Regions from separate parts of the Homo sapiens genome. Here all the other regions are linked to region 2. Evidence: read pairs that join two places in POLR2A ChIA-PET (ENCODE). Cell type or tissue: B cell. All regions are shown on one strand. Each heading gives the region's core, and the rest is flanking DNA. Links, peaks and the distances in the headings are about the cores only. Region 1 has its middle 130 kb from the start of LINC01777. Region 2 has its middle 52 kb from the start of LINC02780. Region 3 overlaps CEP104 (centrosomal protein 104).

What was found. Peaks named below come from ENCODE experiments on the same cell type or tissue, not always from the same donor. Only the 100,000 strongest peaks of a DNase experiment are listed, where the experiment ranks them.
Region 1: POLR2A ChIA-PET joins it to region 2 with 6 read pairs; 2 of 35 experiments call an interaction of 5 or more read pairs at or near these places.
Region 3: POLR2A ChIA-PET joins it to region 2 with 6 read pairs; 3 of 35 experiments call an interaction of 5 or more read pairs at or near these places.

The regions. Positions count from the first base shown.
Region 1 is chr1:4,281,249-4,288,345 of GRCh38, reverse strand. No RefSeq gene overlaps it. Among named protein-coding and RNA genes, the nearest start is that of LINC01777, 130 kb to the left of the region's middle. In B cell, for the core only: no CTCF peak of the experiment used is centred there; no DNase peak of the experiment used is centred there.
Region 2 is chr1:4,024,460-4,031,556 of GRCh38, reverse strand. No RefSeq gene overlaps it. Among named protein-coding and RNA genes, the nearest start is that of LINC02780, 52 kb to the right of the region's middle. RefSeq lists an enhancer at 4,545-5,045. In B cell, for the core only: no CTCF peak of the experiment used is centred there; DNase peaks (open chromatin) are centred at 3,866 and 4,306; H3K4me3 peaks cover 1,330 bases; H3K27ac peaks cover 1,391 bases.
Region 3 is chr1:3,840,006-3,847,102 of GRCh38, reverse strand. It overlaps CEP104 (centrosomal protein 104), which reads left to right. Exons shown (of 22, transcript NM_014704.4): 5 at 1,752-1,814; 6 at 2,120-2,196. Among named protein-coding and RNA genes, the nearest start is that of CEP104, 14 kb to the left of the region's middle. In B cell, for the core only: no CTCF peak of the experiment used is centred there; no DNase peak of the experiment used is centred there; H3K4me3 peaks cover 342 bases; H3K27ac peaks cover 325 bases.

The DNA.
Region 1 (7,097 bases), core at 1,138-6,137, 260 kb before region 2:
ATGGATGCAGAAAAACTATTGATAAAATTCAACATCCCTTCATGTTAAAAAACCCTCAATAAACTAGGCATTGAAGGAACATATCTCAAAATCACAAGAGCCATCTATGACAAACCCATAGCCAACATTATACTGAAAAGGCAAAAGCCAGAAGCATTCCCCTTGAGACAAGGATGCTCACCCTCACCACTCCTACACAACGTAGTACTGGAAGTCCTAGCCAGAACAATGGGCAAAAGAAAGAAATAAAAAGCAGCTAAATAAGAAGAGAGTAAGTCAAACTATCTCTCATTGCAGATGATATTACTTTATACCTAGAAAACTCCAAAGTCTCTACCCAAAAGCTCTTAAATCTGATAAACAACTTCAGCAAAGTTTCAGGATACAAAATCAAAGTACAAAAATCAGGAGCATTTCTATACACCAACAACATCCAAGCTGAGAGCCAAATCAAGAGCATAATCCCATTCACAATAGCCACAAAAATAAAATACGTAGGAATACAGCTAACGAAGGAGGTGAAAGATCTCTACAATGAGAATTACAAAACACTGCTGAAAGTAACCAGAGATGACACAAACAGATAGAACATTCCATACTCATGGCTAGAAAGAATCAATATTGCTTAAATGCGCATACTGCCCAAAGCAATTCATAGATTCAATGTTATTCCTATCTAACTAACATCAACATTTTTCACAGAATTAGAAATAACTATTCTAAAATTTATACGGAACCATAAAAGTGTCAGAATAGCCAAGGCAATCCTAAGGAAAAATAACAAAGCTGGAGACATCACACTACCCAACTTCAAACTATGCTATAATGCTACAGTAACCAAAACAGCATGCCCTGGTACAAAAACAGACACATAGACCAATATAACAGGTTAGAGAACCCAGAAATAAAGCCACACACCTACAACCATCTGATCTTTGACAAAGTCTACAAAAATAAGCAATGAGGAAAGGACTCCCTATTCAATAAATGTTGCTGCAGTAACTGGCTATCCATGTGCAGAAGATTGAAACTGGCCCCTTCCTCTCACCACAAAAATCAAGTGGTGGATTAAAGTGGATTAAAGATTTAAATTTAAAACTCAAGAGGCGGAGCTTGCAGTGAGCCCAGGCCATGCCACCGCACTCCAGAGCGAAACTCCATCTCAAAAAAAAAAAAAAAAAAAAAAAAAAAAACTCAAACTATGAAAACCCTAGAAGAAAACCTAGGAAATGTCATTCTGGACATAGGTACTGGGAAAGATTTTCATGACGAAGATACCAACAGCAATTACAACAAAAACAAATACTGACAAATGGGACCTAATTAAACTAAAGAGCTTCTACACAAAAAAGAAACTAGCAACAGAGTAAACAGACACCTTACAGAATTGGAGAAAATACTTGCAAACTATGCATCTGACAAAGGTCTAATATCCAGAACCTATAAGTAACTTAAATCAACAAGCAAAAAAACAAATAATCCCATTAAAAAATGGACAAAGGACATGAACAGACAGTTCTCAAAAGAAAACACATGCAGCCAACAAGCATATGAAAAAATGTTTAATCTTAGAGAAATACAAATCAAAACCACAATGAGATGTTATCTCACACCAGTCAAAACGGTTATTAATAAAAAGTCAAAAAATAACAGATGTTGGTGACGTTGCAGAGAAAAGGGAACGCTTATATACTGCTGGTGGGAATGCACATTAGTTCAGCCACCATGGAAAGCAGTTTGGGGATTTCTCAAAGAACTTAAAACAGAACTACCATTCAACCCAGCAATCCCATTACTGGGTATACACCCAGAGGAATATAAATTGTTCTACCATAAAGACACATGCATGCCTATGTCACTGCAGCACTATTCTCAATAGAAAAGGCAAAGAATTAACTTAAATGCTCATCAATGGTGGACTGGATAAAGAATATGTGGTACATATACACCATGGAATACTACACTGCCATAAAAAAGAATGAGATCAAGTCCTTTACCACAACATGGATGGAGCTGGAGGCCACAATCCTAAACAAACTAACCCAGGAACAGAAAACCAACATCACCTATTCTCACTTATAAGTGGGAGCTAAACATTGAATACACATGGACACAAAGAAAGCAACAGCAGACACCAGGGTCTACTTGAGAGTGGGGGCTGGGAGGAGGGTGAGGATGAAAAAACTGCCTATCAGGTACTATCCTCATTACCTGGGTGATGAAATAATCTCTACACCAAACCCCAAGACACACAATTTACCCATGTAACAAACCTGCATGTGTACCTCCTGAACCTAAAATAAAAGTTGGAAAAAAATAAATTTAATTTAAAAATTTAAAAAATGCAGTCATCTCCGGTTATTTGGGTTTTAATGACCAAGAATTTATTCTGTAGAGACAGAAACCCCATCAAAATGCAAAATATACTTCAATATTTAGAAAAGAAATCATCTCCACATCATCACCTGCACCCCCAACACGATGCTCGTCACCATCATTATCACCGTCACCGTCATAGTAAATTACACATTAAACCACAGTGTTGTGTTCTACTCATTTCTCAGAGGTTCCCTGTGGGATTAAACTCCAGATATCACCCTTGTCAAGCTGGCTTGACAACATCCCCTTTATAACACTATCCTTCCCCTGTATCAGTTCTCTATTCCTCTCCTAAATAATCAACTTGCACTTGAATCGTTATCTCAGGATCTGATCCTGGGGGCAACTTAAGCAGAGAGCATCCTCTTGGAATTGTTGTAAGGAGTGAGTTAATCTGAGTAAATCCTGGCACACTGGAGGCATTCAGGAAATCTTCAGCGTCACTGGTCTCGAAAAGTTGCTGAGCTTTTTACCCTGGGGAAGTGGATTGTTGTAAGCGTTGCTGGAATTGATGGGGTCATAAGCAAGCGGCTTGGGAATCTTTTCTTCTACAATATCTGACCTGTTTTCTCAGTGAATTCATCACTTCCTCACTCAATTTAGCTTCCCCCTAGAAGGAGGCTAGATTTTTTTTATTAATTTCAAACTTATAGTTTAGATACAGGGCATACATGTGCACATTTGTTACATGGGTAAGTGGCATAGTGCTGAGGTTTGGAGTATGGATCTGGTCACCCTGCTAATGAGCACAGTACCCAATAGGTAGTTTATTTTATTTATTTATTTATTTATTTATTTATTTATTTATTTTTGAGACAGGGTCTCGCTCTGTCGCCCAGGCTGGAGTGCAATAGCACAATGTCAGCTCACTGCAACCTCTGCCTCTCAGGCTCAAATGATCCTCCTACCTCAGCCTCTCGAGTGGCTGAGACTACAATTGTGCACCACCACACCCAGCTATATTGTTGTTGTTGTTGTTTTTTCTGTAGAGATGGGGTTTCACCATGTTGCCCAGGCTGATCTCAAACTCCTGGACTTAAGCAATCTGCCCAACTCAGCCTCCCAAAGTGCTAGGATTAAAGGTGTGAGCTACTGAACCCAGACAATAGGTAGTTTTTAACCCACCCACTCCTCCACCCACTAGTAGTCCACAGTGTCTACTGTTTCCATATTTATGTTCATGTGTGCTCAATGCTTAGCTCACACTTATAAGTGAGAAAATGTGGTATTTGCTTTTCTGTTCCTGCATTAATTTGCTTAGGATTATGACCTCTAGCTCCATCCATGTTGCTGGAAAGAACACGATTTTATTATTTTTTAAATTTAAAAAATGGCTGTGTAGTAGTCCATGGTGTATATGTACCACATTTTCTTTATCCAATCCACCATTGATGGGCACCTGCATTGATTCCATATCTTTGCTACTGTGAATAGCACAGCAATGAACATAGGAGTGCATCTATCTTTTTGGTAAAATGATTTATTTTCTTTTGGATATAGACCCAGTAATGAGACATCGATTATTAATTTTATATCCTGAACACCTAACAGAGATGCTCATCAAATGGTTAAGAGACACATTTGCCTTTCCTACAATGGCCTCAGACTTCCCTTTCCCCAGCCCAGAGACAAAAGAAGAGGCTCTGGTGAAGCATCTCTGGCCCATCTTCCTATGGGACCTCGAGCATGTCATTTGGCCTCTCTGGCCCTCCCATTATTTTTTGCCTCTAAACTGGCAATCACAGTAATGATGACCCCATGGTGTTGTCATGGGGTAAGAGGAGGCAACACACCTCCTCTTACTGTGCTTAACACAGAGCCAAGGAAGAGTACGCACTCACTGAGTGTTTGCTTTCCCCTTAATTCTACAATAGCCACACCATTTGAATAGGGGGCTCCTATCTCTAACCTTTAGACACCACCCATGGACAACATACAAATGTAGAAGGAGACTTCCTTATAAATGCACCTGCGAGAGCCACAGCCACTCCTACTCTGCTGGATCTACATCACTTTCTTCCTGGCAGCTACATCAGCATTTGGATGCTGATCCCTAGTGTTCTTTTTAATTGAAAACCCGAGTTAACTTTGTCCTGACAACAATTGGTGTCCATGGTTCAGTAGGTGGCAAATGCATTAAACTTTCCCTGGTCCCTGTTGACCATGGAGGGGGAGAGGTGCTGCAGCTCCATTGAGAATACTGGGAACCTGGGTCAGAGAGGTGGGGTGGGAACTGGGGTGAGGGAGCCACCTCCCTTAGCAAACAGCAAAACACAAATCCCTGCCCTGAGGAAGATCTCCAGAAAGAAGGAGAGCCCTTCAGTCTAGAAGATTCTACAGGGAAGGGCCTCTTGTTTATGGGAACATCACCACAGATAGAGCTTAAGTATAATAACACTTATTGAATAAGTTACCCAATGATAATTGAGATTCTGCAGGCAGGAACGGACCTCTTGTTCAGCTCTTTTCCCCTTCTTCACAACCAGAAAGAATATTTGGAATGGAGGCATTGGAATAAGACATGCTTGTCCGTGTTTGTCACCCACAAGCTCTGTGATCAGAGGCATGTTATATCACTTCTCTGAGCTGTGAGTTTCTTATTTGCAAAACATGATTAATAATACCCAATCAGGCCGGGCACAGTGGCTTACGTCTGTAATCCCAGAACCTTGGGAGGCCAAGGCGGGCAGATCACCTGAGGTCAGGAGTTCAAGACCAGCCTGACCAACATGGAGAAACCCCATCTCTACTAAAAATACAAAATTAGCCAGGCTTGGTGGTGCATGCCTGTAATCCCAGCTACTCAGGAGGCTGAAGCAGGAGAATCTCTTGAACCCAGGAGGTGAAGGTTGCAGAGAGCTGAGATTGTGCCATTGCACTCCAGCCTGAGCATCGAGAGTGAAACTCCATCTCAAAATATAATAAAATAAAAAATAATAATAATACCCAACCCATGGGGAGAATATGAAGTATCACCCATATGGCAGCACATGGGAACTACACGGAGCTGCAAATAACAGGAAACCATCTAACAGTGGCTGTAATTGTCAGGGTGTTTATTTAACTCATGCAGCAGGGATAGGCAGTCCCGAGCTGGTAGGATGGTCAACCACGACACGAGACCTCAGTTCTTCCCTCTTCTGCTCTATCATCATTACTATGGTTTTTATGCTCATTGCCCCAAGATGGCTGCTGTGCCTCCAGCCATCACTCCCAGTTTCCAGGTAGGAAGAAAAGGGAAGGGTGAAAGGATGAGGAGCAAATAACCTCCTTCCAGTGAGGCCTTTAATTTTTGTTTGGGAAGGGTTGCTTTTTCCAGTAACTTTCATTTGGATCTCCTTGATCATACTTGGGTTATCTGGCCATCATTATTCTCAAGGGAATCTGGGAGAGCTGTCATTTTAGTTGGGCACATGTCACTACAAACGAACCATGGTTTTGTGAGTGAGAAAGGGGGAAAAACAGATGCTGTGTGGGCCAAGTAGCAGGGTGTGTCCCTTTGTGGTGAATGAGAGGTAGCATATGTCAGTCTACTGCCAGGATCATCATATCCCCTCTCTGATTAGATCTGATGATCTGATCTGCTCTGCTCATTACTCTGTGGGTGTGTAATATTCTAGGAAATTCTAGAACATTCTAGAAATGTCCCCCACAAGATGCTTGGACATCTCACAGATTACTGCATCATATGAAGGAGTTGAAATTTTAGACTATTTCACCTAATGCAGGCTGCTCCTTTCTCCAAACTCCTATTTCAGATCTAAACCAACCAACAAATATTTATGCACACTTTGTGCATCAGATGTTACACTTGGAGCTGTAGCAGCTCCTAAGAAGGATAAGACAGAAATCCCGGGCACCAAAGGATCTGCAGTCTACTTGGGACGCTGCTGATGGAAGTTAATAGAATCCATGCCAAGAGTGAGCATCAGTGAATCATCTGCACACAGGAATCAAGAAAGCAAGATTGCTTTGGGGCCATTCATAAGGCTGGATACACAAGTCACCTCCCAAAATGCTGTTAATTCTCTGTGATGTTTGCATCTGTGTCTCTCGAGCACACAAAATTTAGGCAGGGGAGGAGAGAAAAAGAATATAAAAGCAAGAAAGAGAAAAGTATGTTCCCTATCAAATGTGTGTAACTGGTGAATTTAGCTTCTGGAAGTACAGTTATCAATAGCTCGTGAGTCCAGCAGCTCTGTGGAGCAACCTGTCAAAAGCATTAGATCAGTCATAAAACTATTTGACTGTGTTTGTGATTCACAGAGCTTTCTAGTAGACCTCGGGCATGGTTCTACGGATTCCAGAAGTCTTTCTTCCTTGAATATTCCTTCTCATGAAAATGCATCTCTGGTGAGCTCTCCATTTTTCTTCTGAAGTTGACTCACTGCATTTTCAGTGCCCTCTCTCTCAAAGACCTCATTGAGCCTGCACAGGACTCAGGGAGGTGTTTTGGGAGTGGGGCGGTAACAGCCTGATTTCTTAAGTTATGAATGGTCCTAATTTCCTGCAGGTGAAAGGCAAGAAAATGTTGGATCCTTGTCTAGGAAAGAGATTTGGAAACTGAGAATGATGGGGCCGTGCTCAGTCTCGGGGGTCTGGGACCCATCTCAGCATCTATCCTAGGGATCCGGGAAGCACAGAGTGGAGCCAGCCAGACAGATGCCATCACAGGACAGGACTATGAGGTCAAGTGGGTGAACAAGTGACCTGGCCCA
Region 2 (7,097 bases), core at 1,294-6,293:
AAAACCCACAGATCAATATTCCTCATTAATATAGATACAAAACTCTTTGAGATAACATTAGCAAACTGAGTCCAGCAATGTGTTAAAAGAATATCCTGGAAATGCAAGGCTAGTTCAATCTTCAAAATTCCATCAATGGATTTTTAATCTGTCACATTAAGATTCTAAATAAAATAATTCATATATTAATTGATGCAGAAAAATCATTAGATAGAAAATATCCACTTATGATAAAACTTTTGGCAAAGTAGGAACATAAGGGAACTTCCTCGACCTGATAAGGAACATTTTGCAAAATACTTACAGCTACCATCATATTAAAAATGACTGAATGCTTTCTCCCTAAGATCAGAGACAAGGCAAGGATGCCCACTTTTATAACTCTTATTCTTCATTCTGTGGAAATACTAGGTAGGGCAATAAGGCAAGAAAAATAAATAAAATGCAAACAGATTGGAAAGGAAGAAATAAAACAGTACCTATCTGCAGATGATATGATTGTCTCTGTAGAATGAACTGTGACTATACCCCCAAAAAACTAACAGAAGAATAAGTTTTTCAAACTTGCAAGATGCAAGGTCAACACACAAGAAGTCAATAATACTTCTACATAACAGCAATGAACATGTGGAAACCAGAATTTAAAAGTTAATATCACTTACAAATCTCTTAAAATATAGGATAATTGAAAATAATCTAACAAAACACATACAATATCTGTATAATGAAAACTAATGATGCTTACAAAAGAAACTAAAAACTGCCGGATGCGGTAGCTCATGCCTGTAATCCCAGCACTTTGGGAGGCCAAGGTGGGTGGATCACCTGAAGTCAGGAGCTCAAGACCAGTGTGGCCAACATGGTGAAACCCCATCTCTACTAAAAATACAAAAATTAGCTGGGCATGTTGGCAGGCGCCTGTAATCCCAGCTACTCGGGAGGCTGAGGCAGGAGAATCACTTGAACCTGGGAGGCGGAGGTTGCAGTGAGCTGAGATCGCGCCATTGCACTCCAGCCTGGGTGACAAGAGCGAGACTTCATCTCAAAAATCTCAAAAAAAAAAAAAAAAAAGAAAAGAAACTAAAAACTTAACGAAACATGGAGACATAACATGCTCATGGCTTGGAAGATTCATGTAGTAAAGATATCAATCTTCCCCAAATGGATCTATAAATTTAATTCAATTCCCACAAAAATCCAGTAGGATTTTTGAAGACATAGACAAACTGGTTAAAAAAGGAACTAGAGTAGCTAAGACAAATCTGAAAAGGAAAATGGAAACAGGAAGAATCACCCTACAGATATTTAGGCTTAATGGGCTTCAGCTACAGTAGTCAAGACTGGGTGGTATTAGCAGTGGGCCAACACGGAGATCAATGTAACAGGACCACACAAGTACAACTCACTGACTTTTCACAAAGGTACACATGCAAATCAATAATGAAAGGTGGTCTTTTCAACAAATGGTATTGGTCATCCATAGGCAAAACACACACGCACACACAGACACACACACACCTTAACCTACACCTCACTTTTATACAAAAATTAACTCAAATGGATCAAAAATCTAAATGGAAAATGGGAAATGTAAACTTTTAGAAGAAGACATAGGAGACAATTTTTACCACTTAGGTTTAGGCAAAGAGTTCTTAGCCATGACACCAAAAGCATGATTCATAAAACAAAACAAAAAAAAAAAGACAAATTAAATTTTGGCAAAATTCAAAACGTTTTCTCTTCCAAAGACACCATTAGAAGAATGAAGAGAGAAAATATGCATAAATCACATATCCAAAAAAAGCCTTATATTGAGAATATATAAAGAACTCTCAATACTCAACAACTCAATTTTACATGGTCAAAAGGCTTAAACAGGTGCTTCACCAAAGAGGTTGTGTGGATGGCAAATAAGCACAGGAAATGAAGTTCAACACCATTACTAATTGGGAAAATGCAAACTGAAATCACAATGAGACATCACCACTGCCTTAGCCCATTTTGGCTGCTATAACAGAAAACCACAGACTGGGTACTTTATAAAGAACAGAGATTTCTTTCTTACAGTTCTGAACCTGGAGTGTCTAACATCAAGGGGCCAACATCTGATGAGGGCCTTCATGCTGTGTCATCCCACATCCCAGAGGTGAAGGAAGAAGGACAAAAGAGCATGCATAGGAGAGCAGGCAGAGTGGGATGAACGAGCTTGCCATCAGGATCCCACTCCCACAATAATGGCATCAATCCGTTCATGAAAGAAGAGCTCTCATGACCCAATCACCTCTTAATAGTTCCACCATAACAGTTAAATTTCCACATGAGTTTTGAAGGAGACATTTGAAACACAGCAACCACATACCTTTAGAGTGGCTAAAGTCAAAATATGATAATATCAAATAGCAGCAGGACATGGAGCAACTGGAGCTCTCATCATTATTCACGGGAATACAAAACGGTATAGTCATTCAGTAAGACAGTTTGGCAGTTTTTTTATAAACTTAAACATACACTTACCATAGGACTCAGTCATCTTTCTCCTAGGCATTGTCCCTGGAGAAATAAAAACTTAGGTTTGCACAAAGACCTGTACGCAGATATTTAAAGCAGCTCTACTTATAATCATCAGAAACTAGAAACAAGCCAAAGGTCCTTCGGGTGAATGCATAAACAAACTGATGTGTGCATACAATGCAATTCTACTCAGCAACAAAAAGGAGGGAACTCTTGAGCCACAACTTGGATGAATCTCAGAGGCATCTTGCTGAGTGAAAGAAGCCTGTCTCAAACAGCAACAGACATGCAACATGATTCCATGGGTATGGTATTCTCCAAAATAGAAACCCATGGTGATGAAAGACAGATCAGTGATGGCCAAGGGTGGGATGACGGGGAGATGCTGACACAGAGGGTAGCATGAGGAGGCTTTGTGGGACGATGGGGCTGTTCTGTGCCCTAACCAAGGTGGAGTTTTATGCGTCTATACATGTATTAAAATTCATGGAACTGTAAACTAAAAAGAAACCTATTTTACTATAACAATTTTTTAATTGTGTAAAAGGAGGAATGACTTAGGTTTTTTTCAAACAATTTTTTCTCTCCCCTAAGAAAACTCCCACCCTCAGCTGTTAGAAGCTCACCTTTTCTTCTCCCCACATTAGCTTCTCCTTCAGCGTCTATAAGGGAACCACTGGCCTATCTAGAGGAGAACCGATATGGCCCCTATGGCCTCCTGGGATGCCGCAGAAGCAAATCTCCTTTCGTACATTCACATTCACAGGCTGCCTCTGAAGATAGGAAGGGCTTGCTTAGTTGGACCCTTTTAAAGAAGTTTTGCAGTTCACTTTCCTGGGCTAGTGGAAAGACGAGATAGTTAGGCCTCGGAACCCAGAATTCACTCTTGCCCCTGACATGGAATTGGGATCATGGCTCACTGCCTTGGCCTGGGAGAAATTTCAAGCCAGGTCAGAGGGAAGGACTGCACCAGGACAGGCTGTTGGGGCTGGAGGGACCCGGAAAAAAAGAAAAAAAGAAAAAAAAAACTCATCAGGCACAGCAGCCTCCACTGCATCTGAGTCTGGGGCTGGCCCTCCCACTACGCAGACATTGTCAGCACGCTGAGGAGGACCCTGCAGTGGGATCGTGTCCTTGGAACCCCAGCTCAGCTCCATGAATATCCTAAGCTACCAGTTTTCTCCAGCAAAGCTCAACAACCCTGGGCACTCCTCCAGGTCTGGATATGGAGGGTGATTCTCAGGCAGAGCAGAGCAACCCCACACCTTTTGGTGGGGCGCCTGGAAACTCAACAGCGAAGGGACCAGAAAACAGGAACAGAAACCCGGCTGTGCTTTGATCGCACCTCTTTTCACCACTCCGATGCTCTCCCCGCCCCCACCCTCCCACGGTGCCCGACAGAAGAGGGGGTGGCTGCGGTGATGCAGCCGGCGAAATAGCTTCACCTGCAGCTGTTGTTTTAATGCTAACTTTTCAGCTATTCCCAAGGCCAGGCTCGAGTTTGATTAAACTCCATTCTTGTACTTTCTTCTCTGCCCAAACCCATCTTGCTGAGGCAACATAATAAAGTGCAGTAAGTGGCTTCGATCGCTCACCAGAAAGTGATTTTCTCAACAAGGGCTGAGGGCGATTTGGGTTCCCTGGGTCCCTGAACCCATTTGCTGGACTTGAGAGGTTTTTTTGAGACCGAAGTATTTTGAAGTATGTTTTGAGGCTAATGTATTTCCATCTCTCCCTGGATCGGAGATTTGTGGAGTTTCAAAATGCGTGTTATAATAATAAACACAAGCTTGACAGTTTACTGTCTCCCTGGGGAATCCAGGCCTGTGCCACTTCTCCCCACAGTGCTGAAGACATAAATAAATGCAACGGCAGCCACGGCGGCACCAGCGGACCCCAGATTATTCCTGGAGGACAGCCGGCGTCAGGGGCCGCCACGGAAATGGGGGTCTCCATCAGGAATAGTAGCCTGGAGAGTTTTCAGATGACAGTGCCCCCTGTCCCCAAGGTGGGATCATGGCATCATAGACAAGCAATGTGTGGTTCCGGTGCCAGGGATGGAAGTTTCTGGAGCACTCACTGCCCTGGCCCCTAATCTGGTGCCCCAGCTTCCAGAATCATCTCCTACCACTCCATCCTCCACGGAACCCCATGAGCTCCCAAAGCCCAGCTGCGGTCTCGTCATGTACCCACTTAAAACGCAATAGCTCCCAAGGCCCCCTGGGAGAAGACCAAGCCCCACTGTGGGACACGGACAAGCCGTCCTCAGTATCCACGTGGAATCTTTTTTTAAAAAGGGGGCGGCTGGGCGCGGTGGCTCACGCCTGTAATCCCAGCACTTTGGGAGACTGAGGTGGACAGATCGCGAGGTCAGGAGATTGAGACCATCCTGGATAACACGGTGAAACCCCGTCTCTACCAAAAATACAAAAAATTAGCCGGGCGTGGTGGTAGGCGCCTGTAGTCCCAGCTACTTGGGAGGCTGAGGCAGGAGAATCACTTGAACCCTGGAGGCAGAGGTTGCAGTGAGCTGAGATCGTGCCACTGCACTCCAGCCTGGGCGACAGACCGAGACTCCATCTCAAAAAAAAAAAAAAAAAAAAAAAAAAATGGAGGCTACTCCTTTTTACTCCTTTTTTAAAAAGGAGATAGAAAATAAAACATGGTCATGGTGGGGTTGGGGTAGGAACTGGAGACATGTGAGCCAAGGGATACGAAGCAGATACAGAGGCTGAACAGCTCTAGAGGTCCAGTGCACAGCCTGAGGATGATACTTCATAATACTGCATTGCGCTCAGGATTTTTGCTCTTGCCACCAAAAAAAAAAAAAAGGTAATTATGCGAGATAATATGTTAATTTGCTTGCCTATCATAACCATTTTACTATCTATATGTATCAAAATATCATGCTGCACATCTAAATTTATACTTATAGTATTTTTATCGTCTACTATATATTTTTTAAGAACTCAGCAGTTCCCCATGGTGGTCTCTGTCCTCACCCAGCTCCCAGCCTCCCTCTCCTCTCCTCTCTATACATGCTCTGCACCCCAGCCTGCCAGACATTTGCACCCTAACGCAGCACAACTGCACCCACGGCCAGGCTTTTGTCCCGGCTGTTCCTCTGCTGGGAAGGACCTGCCTCCCACATCCTGCCCAACCTTCCCTGCCACGATGACTTTGTCCATGGTCTGTTCCTGACAACCACATGGCATTATACATAGGTGCCTATGTGTCTTTTGTGTCTGTTTCTTTTTTTTTTTTTTTCCAGCTACACTAGGAGCTCTCTGGGGGCCAAAACCACTTCTCTGGATCCCAGGACTTCATCAGCATCTCCTGAAAGATGCAGAAAAACAGAAAACAGAGAAAACATACATTTTACAAATATCTCCTGTGATCCTGAGAACTAGAGGCTATTAACATCTGACTCTTCTGCCAGGTCCCTTCCTCTGCCTAGTCCTGTCTGTAAAATTGGTGCCCTATATTCTATTCTCCTTTCCAACCTTTTTTCATGGAGCAATGCAGCATGTCAGTAAACATCCTATGGTTTCAGTCAGCAAGTATCAGTTCGTGTTAGTAAATATCCTATGGCTCCAATTCATTTATGCAGCCAGTCCCCTATTTTAGACATGATCTTTTCCTATTTTTCAGTATTAAAGACCCTACTGCAGCTGGCATCCAGAGTGTACAGCTCAATGCCTGTTTGAAGTGCCCCTTAGGATAAATAAATTCCTAGAAGAGGAACACTTCTGGTTCAAAGATACATACATTCCAAGCCCTTGAGACAGAGGGATGAATGGATGGATGGATGGATAGATAGATAGATAGATAGATAGATAGATAGATAGATAGATAGATAGATGATAGCTAGATAGAGATGATAGCTAGATAGATAATAAACACATGACAGGTAGACAGATAGATGATAGATAGATAATAGGTAGATAGATGACAGATAATAGGTAGACAGATGATAAAAGATAGAAAGGTAGATGATAGACAGATGATAGATAGTAGATATATAGATGATATATAGATAGAAGTTGATAGATAGATGATAGATAACAGGTAGAAGATAGATAGGTGATAGAGAGACAGATGATAGATAATAGATAGAAGATAAATATATGACAGATTGATGAAAGGATAGATGATAGAGATGACAGATGATAGATAGATAGATAGATAGATAGATAGATAGATAGATAGATAGACAGATAGACATAAGGAGAATTGGAGAGTGATCAAGACATCTGTGCTGACTTCCTGAAAGCTGACCTCACTATCTTAGTTTGGACCGTCATAACAAAATACGAGAAACTAGCTGCTTAAACATTTCTTCCTCACAGTCAGTTCCTGGTCAGGGCTCTCTCTTGGCTTGCAGACAGCCACCTTCTCACTGTGTCTTTGCACGGCATTGGGCAGGGGTAGGGGAGCAGTAAACAAGTTCTCTTGTGTCTCTTCTTATAAGGGCACTAATCCCATCATGGGGGCCCATCTTCATGACCTCATCTAACCTTAATCACCTCCTAATCACCAGCCCCACCTTCTAATAGCATCACACTGGGGGTTATGGCTCCCAAATA
Region 3 (7,097 bases), core at 1,016-6,015, 180 kb after region 2:
AAATTTTTTAATGTGCCTACTTAACCTTAATGACATATGTGGCTCACATCCTATTTGTGTAGGACAGCACAGTTGTAAATAAACCCTCCCAACGTGCACAAGGTAAATTCCCTGGTGGAAATTGTGGACACATGAATGTTGCATGTAATCCAGAATCTCTCCAGCTTCAGGCTGCTAATTCTTCATCTCTTCCTTCCTCCCTCCCTTTCTTTCCTTCTTTTTTTCTTTTTCTCACATGATTAGTGTAGTAGAAATCAATTGTGTCCAAAGCAATCTTGTTAATTAGCACAAGCATTTACAACTCTCCCTGCCCCCTCCAAGAGGAATGTGAGCACCCAGCAAATCAAATCTCTAGACCAAGCGGGTGAGCTGGACAAGAGCGCAAAGGTCCAATTAAGCTGCCTGGCCCCTTGCAGCATAACACGCCAGGAAGCCAGAAGAATGAGTCTTAACCCTGTTCCTTCCTCCACCCACCTGCATGTATTTACCAGCAATGACCTGGCTGTTGTCTTGGTTTTCTTTAAACAGTTTGGAGTTTTGTTTTTTTAATAAAGATTTTTAAATAATAGATTATTTATTGTCCTTATGTTCAGATAATCTCGTCATGAATGATAATATATGTGCCCTGCATTTAAAAGCAGTAACTATCTAAAGCAGCACTTCACTGACATGAAAGACTAAAAAATTTCATTTCAAAACTTGCTCGGTTTCCCAGTTTGTGCCAGCTGCCCTCCTGCCCCAAATGTGCCTGTCTTGAACCTTTGCATTTTTGGAAGCGGTGTGGGGTTAGTCTACAGTGGTTGGGGGTGCAGGATGGAAAAGTGACTCCCCACCTCAGGTGAGACTCACCAACTGGGAACTGAGCTGTGTTAACTTTTCATTGTCTAATTTCCCAAGATCCTTCAAAGATGAGCTCCATACTGAATCTCACGTGGATGTCTCATTTTGAGGCTATGTTAAAACTTTGGGAGTTTTTAGCTATTATGATTTGAACTTTTTTTTTTTTTTTTTTTTTTGAGACGGAGTTTCACTCTTGACTCTTGTTGCCTAGGCTGGAGTGCAGTGGTGCAATCTCGGCTCACTGCAACCTCTGTCTCACAGGTTCAAACAATTCTCCTGCCTCAGCCTCCTGAGTAGCTGGGATTACAGGCATGTGCCTGGCTAATTTTGTATTTTTAGTAGAGACGGAGTTTCTCCATGTTGGTCAGGCTGGTCTCAAACTCCCGACTTCAGGTGATCCTTCCACCTTGGCCTCCCATAGTGATGGGATTACAGGCATGAGGCACCGCGCCCAGGCTTTAAATGGTTAAAAATAACCATTTGGTTAGCATTAGAATACTAACATAATTTATTTAAAATTCTTTGTTAATTATTAAAAATTATTTATATTGGCATAACATTTTAACAATTAATACGCTTTGATATACATCATCCCATTTGATAACAGTGTAGGTCAGAGTTTGTTATAAAGGGGTTAAGTCCAGCCTGGGCAACATGGTGAAATCCTATCTCTGCAAAAAAACACAAAAATTAGCAGGGCATGGTGGCTCACACCTGTAGTCCCAGCTACCAGGGCAGCTAAGGTGAAGGATCCCTTGAGCCCGGGAGGTCAAGGCTGCAGTGAGCCATGATCACACCACTGCACTCCAGCCTGGGTGACAGACGAGACCCTGTCTCAAAATAAGTAAATAAAAGGGTTAAGTCATTTCAAACATTGTATATTTAATTCTGTTATTTTAACACTTTCTTAGGTTGCTTTGGTTGCCATAAATATCATTGGAGACCCTGCAGATTTCAGTGATGAAAGCAATACTGTAAGTTTGGAAAGTTTTAATTCCTAAGGAAGTAAATCTATTTATAATGGGAGGGAGTCATTTATTTTCACCCAAAAAATGTGTCATTTTTATAATCTGCATAAAATTGACTAGTGAATAACTTTCAGATGATTTTTAGGAGCTGTAGCATATGAAACTTTTCTTTAACAGTTTTAGCTGTCTCTCCAAAAGATGAGGATCATTGAACCTTGCTGACAGCTTTATATGAAATAAATCTTGTAGTTAAGGTTTTGTGTTGTTCCTCTTTCTCTCTGAGACACTAAGCAGATGTTTTGCCCCCAAAGGCCTCTCGAGAGAAGTTGATTGACCACTACCTTGGGCACAACAGCGAGGACCCTGCTCTAGAAGGAACGTACGCCAGGTAAGAGTCCTGCTCCCCATCAATGAACTTCTTTTACTTTCCTCAGAATCCTGAAAGGGTCAGTCATTTCCAAAGGATTCTGGACTTAGAGCCTCTAAATTCAGTTTAGAGCTGGATAAGCCACTGATTGGATTGTCTGAAATTTACATAAAGATTAAGGTCGCTGTTTTATTTAGCACACCTGCATTTATTTTTTTCCTTTTTTTTTGAGACAGAATTTCACTCTTGCTGCCCAGGCCGGAGTGTAATGGCACAATCTCGGCTCACTATAACTTCTACCTCCTGAGTTCAAGGGATTCTCCTGCCTCAGTCTCCTGAGTAGCTGGGATTACAGGTGCCTGCCATCATGCCCAGCTAATTTTTTGTATTTTTAGCAGAGATGGGGTTTCATCAGGTTGGCCAGGCTGGTCTCGATGGAGTCTTGCTCTGTCGCCAGGCTGGAGTGCAGTGGCACGATCTCGGCTCACTGCAAACTCTGCTTCCTGCGTTCAAGCAATTCTCCTGAGCCTGACCTCAGGTGATCCACCTGCCTCAGCCTCCCAAAGTGATGGGATTACAGATGTGAGCCACCGTGCCCAGCCACACACCTTCATTTATTGCTCAGCAGAGACTACTTCCTTTCTTGTGTTCAGGTATCACTAGAAGTTTCCTAAAATGCGTTTAGAACAAAGATCTGTCAGCCGTCCTTTGATATTTTATCAGCACAAGCAAATTCATGGTAAAAATCAAAGATATTAATGGACCCAGGTTATCAGTTCTAGAGACATCACCTTATGGCCTCTTCAAAAGTTTATTCTTTAGAGGAGTGAAAAATATGTATCACATACGTTTTTAAAAACACAATTTTGCCGGGTGCAGTGGCTCACGCCTGTAATCCCAGCACTTTGGGAGGCCAAAGGTGGGTGGATCACGAGGTCAGGAGTTCAAGACCAGCCTGGCCAACATGGTGAAATCCTGTCTCTACTCAAAATACAAAAATTAGCCAGGCGTGGTGGCGCGCACCTGTAATCCCAGCTACTTGGGAGGCTGAGGCAGGAGAATGACTTGAATCCGGGAGGTGAAGGTTGTGGTGAGCCGAGATTGTGCCACTGCACTCCAACCTGGGCGATAGAGCAAGACTCCATCTCAAAAAAAAAAACACACACCACAATTTTTACCAATCTCTCTCTACCCGTTAAAAATATTTTTTCTCACTGCTAAATTTGGCTAAAAAAAAAAATGGGTATGGGGAAAGTTCGTCGTGTTAACAATTGTAGGCTGGGTGTGGTGGCTAACGCCTGTAATCTCACCACTTTGGGAGGCCAAGGCAGGAGGATTGCTTGAGATCAGGAGTTTGAAACCGGCCTGGGGAACATGTCAAAACCCCATCTCTACTAAAAATACAAAAATTAGCTGGGCATGGTGGTGCACGCTTGTAGTCTCAACTACTCAGGAAATTGAGGCAGGAAGATCGCTTGAGCCGAGATCATGCCACTGTATTCCAGCCTGGGTGACAGAGTGAGACCCTGTCTCAAAAAAAAAAAAAAAAAATTATACATATTTTTCTGCTGCTGTTGCCGCTTCCTCTTTTTTTTTTTTTTTAGCAGTGTAAGAACCGGGGGTGAATCCACTTTTGGGGAGCTAAAGGGCCCCGCTGTGCCATCCTCGGTCACCCTCTCTGTCCTGGGCACCTCTTTGGGACAGTGGTTCCCTTGCCACCTGCCTGCTGTGGATGACAATGAGGGGACTCCATTCCAGAGGTGCCTGGTCTAAAGGAAAGAAGGGAAGGGCTGCCATAGTTGCCGCAGTGAGAAAAAAAGAGGAATTGAAATGTTTTTTAGGCTGAGCGTTATGTCGCACGCCTGTAATCCCAGCACTTTGGGAGGCTGAGTTGGGCAGATCACTTGAGGTCAGGAATTCAAGACCAGCCTGGCCAGCATGGTAAAACTCCTTCTCTAATAAAAACACAAAAATTAGCCAGGCGTGGTGGCGCACACCTGTAGTCCCAGCTACTTGGGAGGCTGAGGCAGGAGAATCCCTTGAACCTGGGAGGTGGAGGTTGCAGTGAGCCAAGGTCATGCCACTGCACTACAGTCTGGGGGACAGAGCAAGACTCCATCTCACACACGCACAAAAAAAATTTTAAATAAAGAGGAATTCCAAATAATCCTTGGCTCTTCTCTGACAGCAGCTTCCCAATAAAGAAAAGATCAACTTTTTAAACTTTAATAGAAATTTCAAATTTGTCCGTGTTTGGTGTAATTTCACTTTTACCTGCATACAGACTGCTCGCAGAAAGTGATTAATTCTTGATCCAGGCTCTTCTATTTGCACACAACCTGGATCAGATTCTCTCTGCAGTTGCTCAGGAGCCACATGCGATTTGCTGAGCATGTGCACTGGTGGACAGCGAGCCTTCCCTCCTGCAGAGGCTACACCGCCTCCCCACAGGCCTGGTGCAGACCAGAGCTGTCACAGGCACTTGTGAGTGTGGAGTGCTCAGAGAGTAGAGGCTATTCATGTAATGTCTATAAAAAAATAACACCAAGGCCGGGCGCGGTGGCTCACGCCTGTAATCCCAGCACTTTAGGAGGCCGAGGCGGGCGGATCACGAGGTCAGGAGATCGAGACCATCCTGGCTAACACGGTGAAACCCCGTCTCTACTAAAAAATACAAAAAATTAGCCGGGCGTGGTGGCGGGCACCTGTAGTCCCAGCTACTCAGAAGGCTGAGGTGGGAGAATGGCGTGAGGCGGAGCTTGCAGCGAGCCAAAATCGCACCACTGCACTCCAGCCTGGGCGACAAGAGCGAGACTCCGTCTCAAAAAATAAAAATAAAAAAATAACACCAGCTTCTCAGTCTCTCCCTCAGATGCCTCCTTTGTGTAATAGAAAAATCACAGTACTCTTCCCATCCTTCAAGCTGGCAATTGGATGGAAGCACTGTGGGGAAGGAGCGCTGAGAGTGGATGGCTACCTCCCTCCTGCCAGCCTCTCCACAAAGACCGCAGCTGGGGCTCTGCCCTTACTGAAGCAAGTGCAGTAGGGCAGGAACAACCAAACTGATTAAGTCTTTAGTTTCTCAGTATCTCCAATAAAGCTTCTTTCTGTTATTTTGATTTAGACTTTAAATCTGTTGCCTTAATCCAATCAGCCAGGTGGGATGGCAGGCTGTGGTTTGCCTGTCCTGCCCCACGCCCGGGGTTTTATGAAGGTTAAGTGCAAGGACTGGGAAAAGCTGTGTGACTGGCACGTGCGGGCCTGTGCTGGACATGGAATCCGGTCATTGCCGCTGGGGGTTCTGTACCAAAGTGGGTAGATGGCACCCCACGCTGCTGCTGAATCAACAGGAGCTGGGACTGGGTACCACAGGACATGATGTTCACTTTGAAGGATTTTTATAATCAAATGAAGTCTTTGTGTTCATCTCTGGGACAGCAAGGCAACGTGACTTAAAGTGTCATATGTGTTACACTAAAAATAGTTAATGTGATCTTGTAGACACCCCAAAATGTTTCGCTGTTTAGTCACCCCTGGGATTAGACACAGTTCAGAGCTGCTGGTGCCGTCCCAGCCGCCAGCCTGTGGTGCTGCTGTGAGCGAAGTACCGTGACCTCAAGGGTGGGGAGATGCCAGAGGGGGGCTGTGAGTGCTTAAAGGGGGCCTATTCCTATGCCCCACTTGAATTCATTATAATACAGATTCACCAAGTACACTTTTACGACAAGTGTTTTCATTAAAACGTACCTGTCTCGAAGGGTGTTCAAGTCGCCGTAAGCAGCTGGCTTGTTTAATGGGGTTGATACAGCAGCTGGGACACTTCCATCCTCATCCTCTCGTTGCTTGGTGAGACTAACTTTACTGTTTACATTCTAGACCCTACTGTAGAGCTGGAAAGGAGGAATAGAGGTCATATTTAATCAGAAATGAGCTATTCAGGTGACTACAAAAGATCACTTATTTCTGAAGGAATGTTTTTGATCTCCTCTAGGATATGATGGTTGACACCATACAACTTAACCCTTTGAGTAAAACCTCAGTGGTAGCAATTCTTAACCTATCATGTTCATCAAAAATACTGTGATGCTGGCTGGGTGCAGTGGCTCACACCTGTAATCTCAGCACTTTGGGAGTCCGAGATGGGTGGGTCATCTGACGTCAGGAGTTCCAGACCAACCTGGCTAACATGGTGAAACTCCATCTCTACTAAAAATACAAAAAATTAGCCAGGCATGCTGGCTCACGCCTGTACTCCCAGCTGTTTGGGAGGCTGAGGCATGAGAATTGCTTGAACCCAGGAGGCAGAGGTTGCAGTGAGCCCAAGATCATGCCACTGCACTCCAGCCTGGTCAACAGAACTCTGTCTCAAAGAAAAAAATAAAAAAATACAGGCTGGGCGCAGTGGCTCAGGCCTATAATCCCAACACTTTGGGAGGCTGAGACTGGTGGATCACTTGAGGTCAGGAGTTTGAGACCAGCCTGGCCAACATGATGAAAACCCGTCTATACTAAAAAATACAAAAACTAGCCAGGTGTGGTGCCACACACCTATAATCCTAGCTACTCAGGAGGCTGAGGCAGGAGAATCGCCTGAACCCGGGAGGTGGAGGTTGCAGTGAGCCGAGATTGCGCCATTGCACTCCAGCCTAGGCAACAGAGTGAGACTCCGCCTCCGAAAAAAGAAAAGAAGAAAAAAATACTGTGTTGTTATAAAATACGGCGCCTGGACTCCATCTTGGGCCCACTGGTCACATTTCTTAGGGTGGGGCCTGGTCATCCATTTGTCTTTGTTTTTGTTTTTCTCCTTGTTCTGCAGTTGATTCACATTCACTGTCCTATTCCCAGGGCCCATAACGAGGCGAGGCCCAGAGTCTGCACTCTGAGCGAATGCACTGGAGGCTCAGATGCCCTGAAGTGCAGTT